Regions from separate parts of the Homo sapiens genome. Here region 1 is linked to region 2. A link is a loop called in an ENCODE intact Hi-C map of the cell type or tissue named here. Cell type or tissue: Caco-2. All regions are shown on one strand.

Region 1 (5,000 bases), 120 kb after region 2:
CTTTTGTTTAAATTTTTGTTAAATTCTATGGAGTACAGAGAAGTTGATGGCTTCAGGCACAAGTGAGAAAGTATTTTAATCTTCTTACATTTTTAGGCCATGTCCAAATCATTTGTTTTTTCACTTTATTTTATTTGAATATAATTTAGGTTTTCTTTCTCATGGGGTGAATGAAAATAAACACTTTAGAAATGTATAAATCAGTGTGCATTTATTGGAGTATGGCCAATAACTTTAGATAATGAAAAGGATGATTGAGCTATTTAATATGTTGATTTAAGTAATGCTGGGTGATGAGTGGTAGTGACAAGGCTCTTCTCTTACTAGGATATCACATGAACAGGTTCTGTCCTAATTCTGCCCTTGCCTAGTACATATGGGTGACTAGAATTTGGTGAGAGGGGGCTGTCTGCTGAGCTACCCCAACTGTGGTTACAGCACAGTTACAGAGATGGATTTTTAAGTACACTTGTTTTCCCTGTCATTTGTCATGAAACAGACTCCCTATGCTCATTATCAAAAAGCCCATATGCTATCTTCAGTTCACATTTTGCTCACCTCTTTCTCTTCATTGCATTAGTCAAGTTCAGAAACTAGACTGTCAGCTGCCAGACAGGCTGCTGTTTCTCTCAGAGATAGGTGAAAACCATTTAGGAATTCATTATCAAAGTGTACAGCCCAAGAAGGTGTTTTTGCCTTCAATTCAATTATTCCAAAGAAGCACACGATAAAGAAAAGTACTCAGGACAATTAGATGGACTATCTAGACGTCAAAAATCAAATTTTTACCTTTGCAAATGCAGGTTCATATTCTGTTCTTAAGTCATCAGAGGGAAACATATGATGTTCACTGTCAGTTTAGATTGTCAGAAAAAGCTTGTTCAAAATCTGTAAAGTTGTCACTCCTCATGTATTTTCACTCAAGAAACCAGGGATCCAACTTCCTGTGCCTAAACTCTCTGCCTAGACAAATGGATCTTTTGGGAGGTTAAGTATGTCTTAGAAGAATATCTGAGCTGGAGTTGCAAATAGAGGAATCATCTTTTGTTAAGTTGTTAGAACCTAGATAACATAGAAGATTACTCTATGGGGTTTGAAAAAACTAAGACATGATGCCCTCTCATGAGACCTTTACAGTCTATTTGGGGAGTTAAGGCATATATGCCCAGAACTTTATTTTCAGTGGTTCTTGGCAATTTTAAAGTTCCGGTAGTATAGTACAAGTACCCAAATGTGATGCCCACAATGAGGGCTGTGGTAAGTCAGAAAAGAGGCTGGGTTTTGGTTTCTTAGGAAATGGTAATTTACATGGAGTCTCACCCACCTGGAAGGATTGCAGTCTTTATGTTTAGCATCACTTTTTGTCATTTAAATTTCTCTCTAGGTGGGGATCTAATCCAGTCCGGAGTTACAGGAGCTAGAGGTGATCAGAAAGTGTGCCTAATTTGACTTTTGCTCCATATGTGACATAAAATAGAAAAAAAGTGAGGTCCCCAAAGAAAAGGTAGCTTGAGAACCAATGAGAGTGTCTCTCCATGAACTGTCAAAACCTCTGGGATCCAGCAGAAACAGGGTTTGATTTAAGCTGTTCCTGGGTACAAAATGCGAGCTCTTACTTGGCATTTATCCTTGACACATATGGGAGCAGGCTTTACCAGAGGCAAGAATTCAATCAAAAGTCAGGCTTTTTGAATTTAGGTCTTTCTCTTTTCTTCTGCTATAAAATGGTGAGATCATAGCCCATGCCCTAATTGGTTCACAGATGGATACATCCTGAGGCAGGTGGGGGTAATCCTCAAGTTTTCCTACACCAAAGCATACCCCAGAACAAAGAACTACTCGTTCTGGAGGTGAAGATAAGGCCTGTGATGGGTTGTCCCATTTGATCACTGTGGATTTCCTCTCTGTGATATCTTCTGCTCCCCTGGAATCTAGTATTGAGGAAAAATAACCTTAATCAGGAACTGTCACTCTTCTTCAAAGAGTAGGACAGTCAACTGGCCTCTAGCCTATAAAGAAATATTCCTTTCAGATAGACTCTAGTATATAATATCATTCTGCTATTCATCAGGAAGTGGCTGAATAATTTATTATACAACTTGTCTATAGATCAGAGTAGATGAATAATAAAATCTTTAGTATGTAAAAACCTTACAAGAAAGTTGAGACTTATGGTAGCAAAGGATCCAGAAGGATTGGGTCATTTTGTAGTTATTAGTAAACATATGTCTGTGATAAAGACCACTTTGGCAAACCGAGGTATCTCTCTACCCATCATCCTGCTTCAGGAGAACTTGGGCTCTGATAAGTATGTACGTAATGATCAAATCCCCCACATTTACCAACCTGCTCCAGTCATCATTGTGGTAGATGTGTGCACGAGAAAAATGCTCATTTTATTCCATTCCATGGATACTTACATTCTCTGCGTGTTTATTTAGGAAGCATTTTATTGAAATGATTCCTCATTATGTGTAACTTAATACCATTTATTCATTAATTTATTTACTCAGTACACATTAATTGAGTACATACAATGTGCCTGGTGCTGGGAAAGCAAAAGAAAAAACCACCATACTTATCCTCAAAGTCATCTCAGTCTATTTGTAGAGGTGAATAATAAATGACTGTAATACATGGTGAGGAAGACCACCATTAAGTCAGAAATTGCTAAAGGAGTTAGCAACTAACTGTCTAAGATGATTGGGAGCATTCACAGAGAAGGTTATATTTGTTGAGGACCTTGAAGGAGTAGGAGTTGCCTAGGTAAATCAAGGAAATAAAGGGAATAAATATCAAAGGACCCACATGTATGAAGACACAGAAGACATAGCTTTAGAGAAGTTTAGAGATGTTTGTAGAGCATGCTGGAACACAAGAAATGCTTTTGGAAAGACTCTGTAAAATATTTATACCCTAATACTAGGTATGCAACAGTGAACATTTAAAGTTTATTGAATTAAGTCAACCAAAGAAGACCCAAGTTGTGGGATTCAAGAATAGCAAGGCTCTTTCAAATGCCTCTGAAACAGTTGGGGGTGGACCTCTCCATGGTGCTGAAACATCCCCTGTTCAAGCCTTCCTATCTATCTGGATTATTGGCTCCTTTCCATGTTCCTAACCCTCATTCTGCATGCAGTAATTACTTGATTGACCATTTCACTCACTGGCCCTGCCAGGACCTTGCCTTGGATACTACCTGTCCAATGGTGAGCTTATTATTCTTTCCTTTAACCTGCACAGACCCTGGATGGGCATTTGATCAACTGAAATAATTAATGGGTAGAAACAGATATTGTCAGTGAAGTCCTTTAACTTCTTTCTGCTTGCTTTTCTCCCAGATATTTTAGCATTTAATTAATCTGGATGCAATTTATTAGTTGCTTGGGTTGGAATTTCTTTAGCCTTTTAGCCCAGATCACATATACTTATTACGTATTTATTGGAATTTTCAGGAAACTGTAGTTCAAGGTGAAACTTTGAAGATAGACTCAAACAATGGGCATGTCTCACAATGATACAGAGGACTCAGATAAAGTTGGTGGAATAGAGTGGAAAGAATACTGGATTTGAAATTAAAAGTTCAAATCAGGGTTTCACCACTTAGAAGCTGGGTAAAGTCATTTAGTTTATTTTGAAGCCTCAGTATCCTTATTTGTAAAATGTAGACAGGTTATTCCCTGTATACTCACAAACTTGTGCTAAGACTCAAATATTCTCATGTTTGTGAAATTAGTTTGAAAGTGATGCAGTTGGGAACGATTACTGGATAGGTTGGAAGGTTGTCCAACTGGTGCCCCTCATGATGGGAAGAGACAGAACACTGCGAATTAGCACAGTGAAAGTTAGGAGCTGTGAAGACCCTAGGGGGCAGAGGAGGTACAGGCATTAATATTATGGTGCTGAGAAGTTAATATCTTTCTTTTTAAAAAATAGCTCGGCATAGAAGCTGTCAGTAGGGCTTTCTCCCCGGTCAGATTTATGACTTCTGAATGACATTGTTTTACTTTGCCATTTGGAGGATAAACAAAGCTGGAGAGAACAAAAGTTTTATTTTCCTATCAGTGACAAATACATAGCAATCAATGTAATTGAAGTTCAAGTGGAATAATTTATGGGGGATCCATTGCATGCTCCTTTGTGTACTCTGTCTGTCTGTCTCTCTCTCTTCCTCTATCCCCACTCTAATTCCTTTCACCGTCATTTATTTCTGCCTCTTTCTGGTATTCAGTCCTGTATATATTAAAAGCATAAGCCAATTAGAAAATAATTGCTGTTACTCTGCTTGGCCCATCTTTCTTGATGTTTAGGTTAGTTTGGCATTTTATTCTCTCCAAAGAATGTATTTATTCAAAAAAGACATCTACCACATTTAATGCGGGCCATTTAGATATTAATCATCAAAGGTAAACGATGAAGAAAAATTTTAGTCTTTAATTCTTTTCTTAAAAGTCACATATACAGAGAGCTAATTGACCCATGCTATGCAGAAGTGCTCTGCCTGAAGCCCAGGGTTAATTTTTACAATGGCCACTTAGCCAATTGAGGATGGTTAAGTGAGCAATATTTTATAGACTCTTGTATTAATTATTTTGGGGGATGGATATAAGTTTGTGGATGGGGAAAACACTCTCAGATTATTCTAGGGGAGATGAATGATATATCTTTACAAAAACATATAAAAACCTTAATTTCAGTGAATGGTTTATAATGTAAAATACCACAATGATATATAACTGGATAAGAGGGCTTCTCTGTGAGTAGAGCTTATCTGTATATCCTGATGAAATTTAAAAAAAACCCCATGGAATATATGTTTTTGGGGGTTAACAAAAGGAAACTTGGGAACCAAGAAAAAGGAAGGATGTAAATTAACTTATTGTTGTCCTTTATTGTTTGAAAAATTCTTATCATAAAGGATGGTAGCCCACTGATTTTTAATTTCACTGATAAGTGAGCAGGAAGGAATAGGTAAGAGATGAAGATGAATGATTTAGGTC
Region 2 (5,000 bases):
TGCACAATTCAGTCCATAGCATGTGCCATCATGTGGATTTAAACATTTTATTTAACCTGCTTGCACTTTACTAATCTTCTTGAGTCATTTAGTTTGATGTCTCTTACCACAGTTGGGGAGTTTTAAGTTATTACTTCTTTAAGTACTTTTCAGCCATGCCTCCTTTGTCCTCTTCCTCTTGGACTTCATTACAGAAATGTTACACCTTTTGCTATAGTCCACAGACCCTGTGGCTCCATTCACCTTCTTCTCTTTTCTTGCTGCTGTTTAGATTGGGTAATGTCTATCTTCCAATTAATTGATTTTTCTCCCCCTCTGTGTCCTCCATTCTGCTGTTGTGCCCATTCACTGCGATTTTTATTTTGGTTATTGTAGTTTATCAGTTATTCTGTTTTTTTTTCCCATTCTTAAAATGTCATTTTTGTTCTTATTTATATTTTCTTTTTAGTTGCAGAGACTTTTATTTCATTGCTGAGACTATACTCCTTGAAGCACTTTTTTTGTTTGTTTGTTTGTTTGTGACAGAGTCTAGCTCTGTCACCCAGGCTGGAGTGCAGTGGTGCGATTTTGGCTCACTGCAACCTCTACCTCCCGGGTTCAAGTGATTCTCCTGCCTCAGCCTCCCAAGTAGCTGGAATTACAGGCACATGCCACCATGCCAGGCTAATTTTTGTATTTTTAGTAGAGACAGGGTTTCACCAGGTTGCCCAGGCTGGTCTTGAACTCCTGACCTCAAGTGATCTGCCTGCCTTGGCCCCCGCAAAGTGCTGGGATTACAGGCATGAGCCACTGCCCCTGGCCTGAAGTGCTTTTAAAATGACTGTTTTAGGGCCAGGGGCAGTGGCTTATGCCTGTAATCGCAGCACTTTGGGAGGCTGAGGTGGGCAGATCACCTGAGGTCAGGAGTTCGAGACAAGCCTGGCTAACCTGGTGAAACCCTGTCTCTACTAAAAATACAAAATTAGCTGGGCATGGTGGTGCGTCCCTGTAATCCTAGCTACTCGGGAGGCTGAGGCAGGAGAATTGCTTGAATCCGGGAGGCAGAGGTTGCAGTGAGCCGAGATTGCACCATTGCACTCCAGCCTGGGTGACAAGAGCAAAACTCTGTTTCAAAAAAAAAAAAAAAAAAAAAAGTATGTAATTCTAACATTTCCATCATTTTACTATTGGCATCTATTGATTGTCTCTTTTTATTCATTTTGAGATCATCTCAGTTCTTGCTATGATGTGTTTCCATTGAAACCTGGACACTTTGGTTATTATTTTGAGACTCTGGGTCTTATTTAAACTTTCTGTTTTACTTGGCTTTGTCTGACACTTCTCTGTCGGGGAAAGGTGGTTGGGGGAACCACCTCCTTACTATTTCATTCAGGTAAAAGTCTAGGTTCTCTACTTGGCCAATATTGACACATGAGGGTGGGGCTTGTTACTGTTGGGCAGAGTTTGGAGGTCTGGCTTCCTATGAGGCCTCCATTGATACCTCCCTATCTAAGAGTGAAAGAAATGCCTTGTTACTATTCCCCATGTGGCCTCCATTGATACTGTGATGATAATGGTGGAATTGCCTCATTATGTTGGGTGCTGGCAAAAGTCCTGGCTCTCTACTAGGACTTCATTGACATAACCCCGAGGGGATGGGGAGTGGTGATTTGTTTCTGCTGAATAGAAATAAAAATCCAGGCTCCCCATGTGGTCTCAATTGACACCATGGAGGTGGAGGGTTTTGTTGTTACATGGCAGAGATGAAAGTCCTGGCTCCTGGCTTGGCCTTATCTGATACCACTCAGGCTGGCAAGTTGAGACCCCATTATAGCCTAACAAGTGTGAGGGTCTATGTTCCTCAGTTGTTCTTCACTGGACTGGGTAGATATGGGACCACACTCTTTCTGTGATGTTTGGCTGGAGTATGGAAATTGCTTTGTGAAAGTTTTTTGTCTTCCTGGTTCTTTGACTAGAGATAGCAGGCCTTCTATGGGGCTTTTTGTCACATTACCAATTTATTCAATACTTAGTCTGAGATATGCGATACAAAACAAAAACACAGAAAACTTATTGCTGTGTCATTCTTTAGATCTCAAGGTCCTGAATTAGTATACATTCTCCTATCATTTCTTATGGTTGTTTTATATATAGTATAAAAACAACCATATACATAATAAAAATACACATAATAAAATATTTAAAAAATCTTATGTTTGTTTTATATATAGTATCTAGAGTTTTTAGTTGTACTTAATAGAAGGAATAGAAACAAGCATGTATACTCTATTCTCCCTGAAACAGAAGTCTGTGCACTTGTTTCAAAAACACCAAAGCATTTGATAAGTGTATGAGAAATGATGGTCAATTACAGTATAGGCTCATTTTGGAAATACGAAGGTTCCCAGGGAGCTGTCCAGGGTGCTGGACTCTCCTTAAAGCTCTCAGACTCAGTGCATGAGAATTTTCCATTTCTCTGTCTTCTAATTTCTTCTTCTGTTTAACCTTTTTAAATACCAGCCTCTAACTACTCTGCTCTACCCTTCCATACTCAATGTCTAACTGCTGCCTGGTGAATTTGTGGTTAGTTGGCCCTTAATAACTAGTGATGCATTGGCTATTTTTGACAGTAATTTTTATTTGCTATCCATTCTAGCTATTCGCTAGTCTGGCTGAATCCTTGGGAAATTCACAACACTGTCATAGTCTTCAATTGCTTGTGTCACTGCCACCTCTAGCCATTAAGTTGCTCTGTTTTGTAGAATGGTAGAAAAAGTCCTCCGGAAAAATGCAAGGCAGCAGAGAGGCCCCTCCCTCAAGATCCTAATAGTGTCAGAGGGAAACTAGAATTAGCTATGTAACTAGGGGAAATTTTCTCACATCATTTATCTATACTACATTTACTATTCTTTGTTTTTACAATATCTATTGTAACAGAAAATAAATAATTGACCAGTCTGTGTTTTGTTTTCTTTTTCTTTCAGTATTTGCAGAGAAATAACTGTAAAACATTTTACTTCATTCTATTAGAAATATTGAAAGGGGATGATGCAGCCATGGCAGAAAAAGGCATTATTCCCCTTTAAGAGAAATTTCTCTCAGACATAGAAAAAATACAGCAGTCTCCTATTATGAGTTGACCTTGGAGCCAAGAAGTAGTAGTTATTCCCTCCATCCATTCCATTACTAATACAGCAGGCAAAAGTCAGAAAGATTAGTTTCAAAATTTCTATAAACTCGAAGTAAAGTTTCAGCTGTCTTCCTTTATCTGACAGTGTTTTTACTGGTGGTACTTTTAAGACTTAAACCAACCATAGGCAACTATTTTCTCTTCTTGAGCTTTATGGGCATCTTTTATAGAAACTTTACCTAGCTGTCAGTCTATTAACTCCCAAGTATTTAGTTTGATTCATCGGATTGCGGATATTTCTAAAAGGTACCGCAAAAATACATGGGCCTGAGAATCCTCAAGGGGGTTGGATTCCAGTGAGCTAGTGAAGGATCTTCAAGGTGTTTATTGAGCACTTATTCCCTGGACTGTGCATGATGCTGTATAGGCATTATTAAGTTAAACCTGACAATTCTCTAAGTTATGGACTTAGTATGTAATTGATGGTCTCTGTCTTCAAAGTGGAAATACACTCTCCACTGTGTTTATGAAAATCACTAAATGACTGCCTGGCTGGGTGTATGCAGTCGGTTTCTCTCTGATTACCAGTGATAGATTATCATGATTAATCCTCACCATTTCCCATTCTCCTCTGCACCCTCCCCCAATTTTTATGATGAAAACCATCTTCATCTGTTTGTGCTGCTATAATAACATACCTGAGACTGGGGAATTTATAAACAAGGGAAATTTATTTCTCACAGTTCTGGAGGCTGAGAAGTCCAATATCAAAGTGCTGGCAGGTTCAGCATCTGGTGAGGACCCTGTTCCCTGCTTCCAAGATGGTGCCTTCTTGCTAATCCTCTGGAGGTGACAAATGCTCTGTCCTCACACGGTAAAAGGTGGAAAAGCAAAAAGGTCTAAGTTAGTTCCCTCCAGTCATTTTATAAAGCACTAGTGGGGTCCCAAAATGCCACTTTTTATTTTTTTTGGGATGGCGTCTTTCTCTGTTGCCCAGGCTGGAGTGCAATAGCGTGATCTTGGCTCACTGCAGCCACCGCCTCCTGGGTTCAAGTGATTCTCCTGCCTCAGCCTCCTGAGTAGCTGGAATTACAGGCACCCGCCACCATGCCTGACTAATTTTTGTATTTTTAGTAGAGACATGGTTTTGCCATATTGGCCAGGCTGATCTTGAACTCCTGACCTCAGGTGATCTGCCCTCCTGAGCCTCCCAAAGTGCTGGGATTACAGGCGTGAGCCACCACGTCTGGCCCAAAGGCCACTTTTTAATACCATCACAATGAGGATTAGATTTCAACAGTGGAAGGTGGAAAAGCAAAAAGGCCTAAGTTAGTTCTCTCCAGACCTTTTATAAGGCACTAGTTGGGTCCCAAAAGGCCACTTTTTAATACCACCACAATGAGTATTAAATTTTAACATAAATTTTGGAAGGGACATAAACATTCAATTCATAAATCAAAGGCAGATATTATGCTCCTTTGCTTGAACAAATAGCCAGTCTCTGGCAATGGACCATTTTCTAACTTGTATAAAGCTGGCTGGCCCACATAAGGATTCAATCTATAACTCATACTTAACTTCTTGATCTAACCAGCTAAACTATTCATTATAGTTAAAAAGGCAATACACAATAGAGGAACATACTCACTAGTTTCTAAGTTTTAATAATTTTTAATGCCTTGACTAGATCAAACTAGTAAGATACAGAGCCTGCATTCGATTCCAGGTTTGCTGAATTCCAATGTTGTACAGCTTTAAAAAGGGAATTATTGCATGCTTTAAAATGGTGTTTCTGTCTCACTGCATGTGGTGAGTGATGAATCACTGAATGGATGATTAACTGTTCTGAATGGTGCGGTTTATTACACATTGTACATTGTGTGCTATGCAC

The links. A loop is a pair of places that touch in the nucleus more often than their neighbours do. Peaks named below come from ENCODE experiments on the same cell type or tissue, not always from the same donor. Only the 100,000 strongest peaks of a DNase experiment are listed, where the experiment ranks them.
Region 1: it touches region 2 in a loop (18-fold over the local background); 1 of 110 quality-filtered maps calls a loop at or near these places.

Annotation. Positions count from the first base shown.
Region 1 is chr14:78,517,001-78,522,000 of GRCh38, forward strand. The region is part of intron 4 of NRXN3 (neurexin 3); the gene reads left to right. Among named protein-coding and RNA genes, the nearest start is that of NRXN3-AS2, 190 kb to the right of the region's middle. In Caco-2, no CTCF peak of the experiment used is centred here; a DNase peak (open chromatin) is centred at 3,061.
Region 2 is chr14:78,397,104-78,402,103 of GRCh38, forward strand. All of the region lies in intron 4 of NRXN3 (neurexin 3), which reads left to right. Among named protein-coding and RNA genes, the nearest start is that of NRXN3, 230 kb to the left of the region's middle. RefSeq lists an enhancer at 1,627-1,796. In Caco-2, no CTCF peak of the experiment used is centred here; no DNase peak of the experiment used is centred here.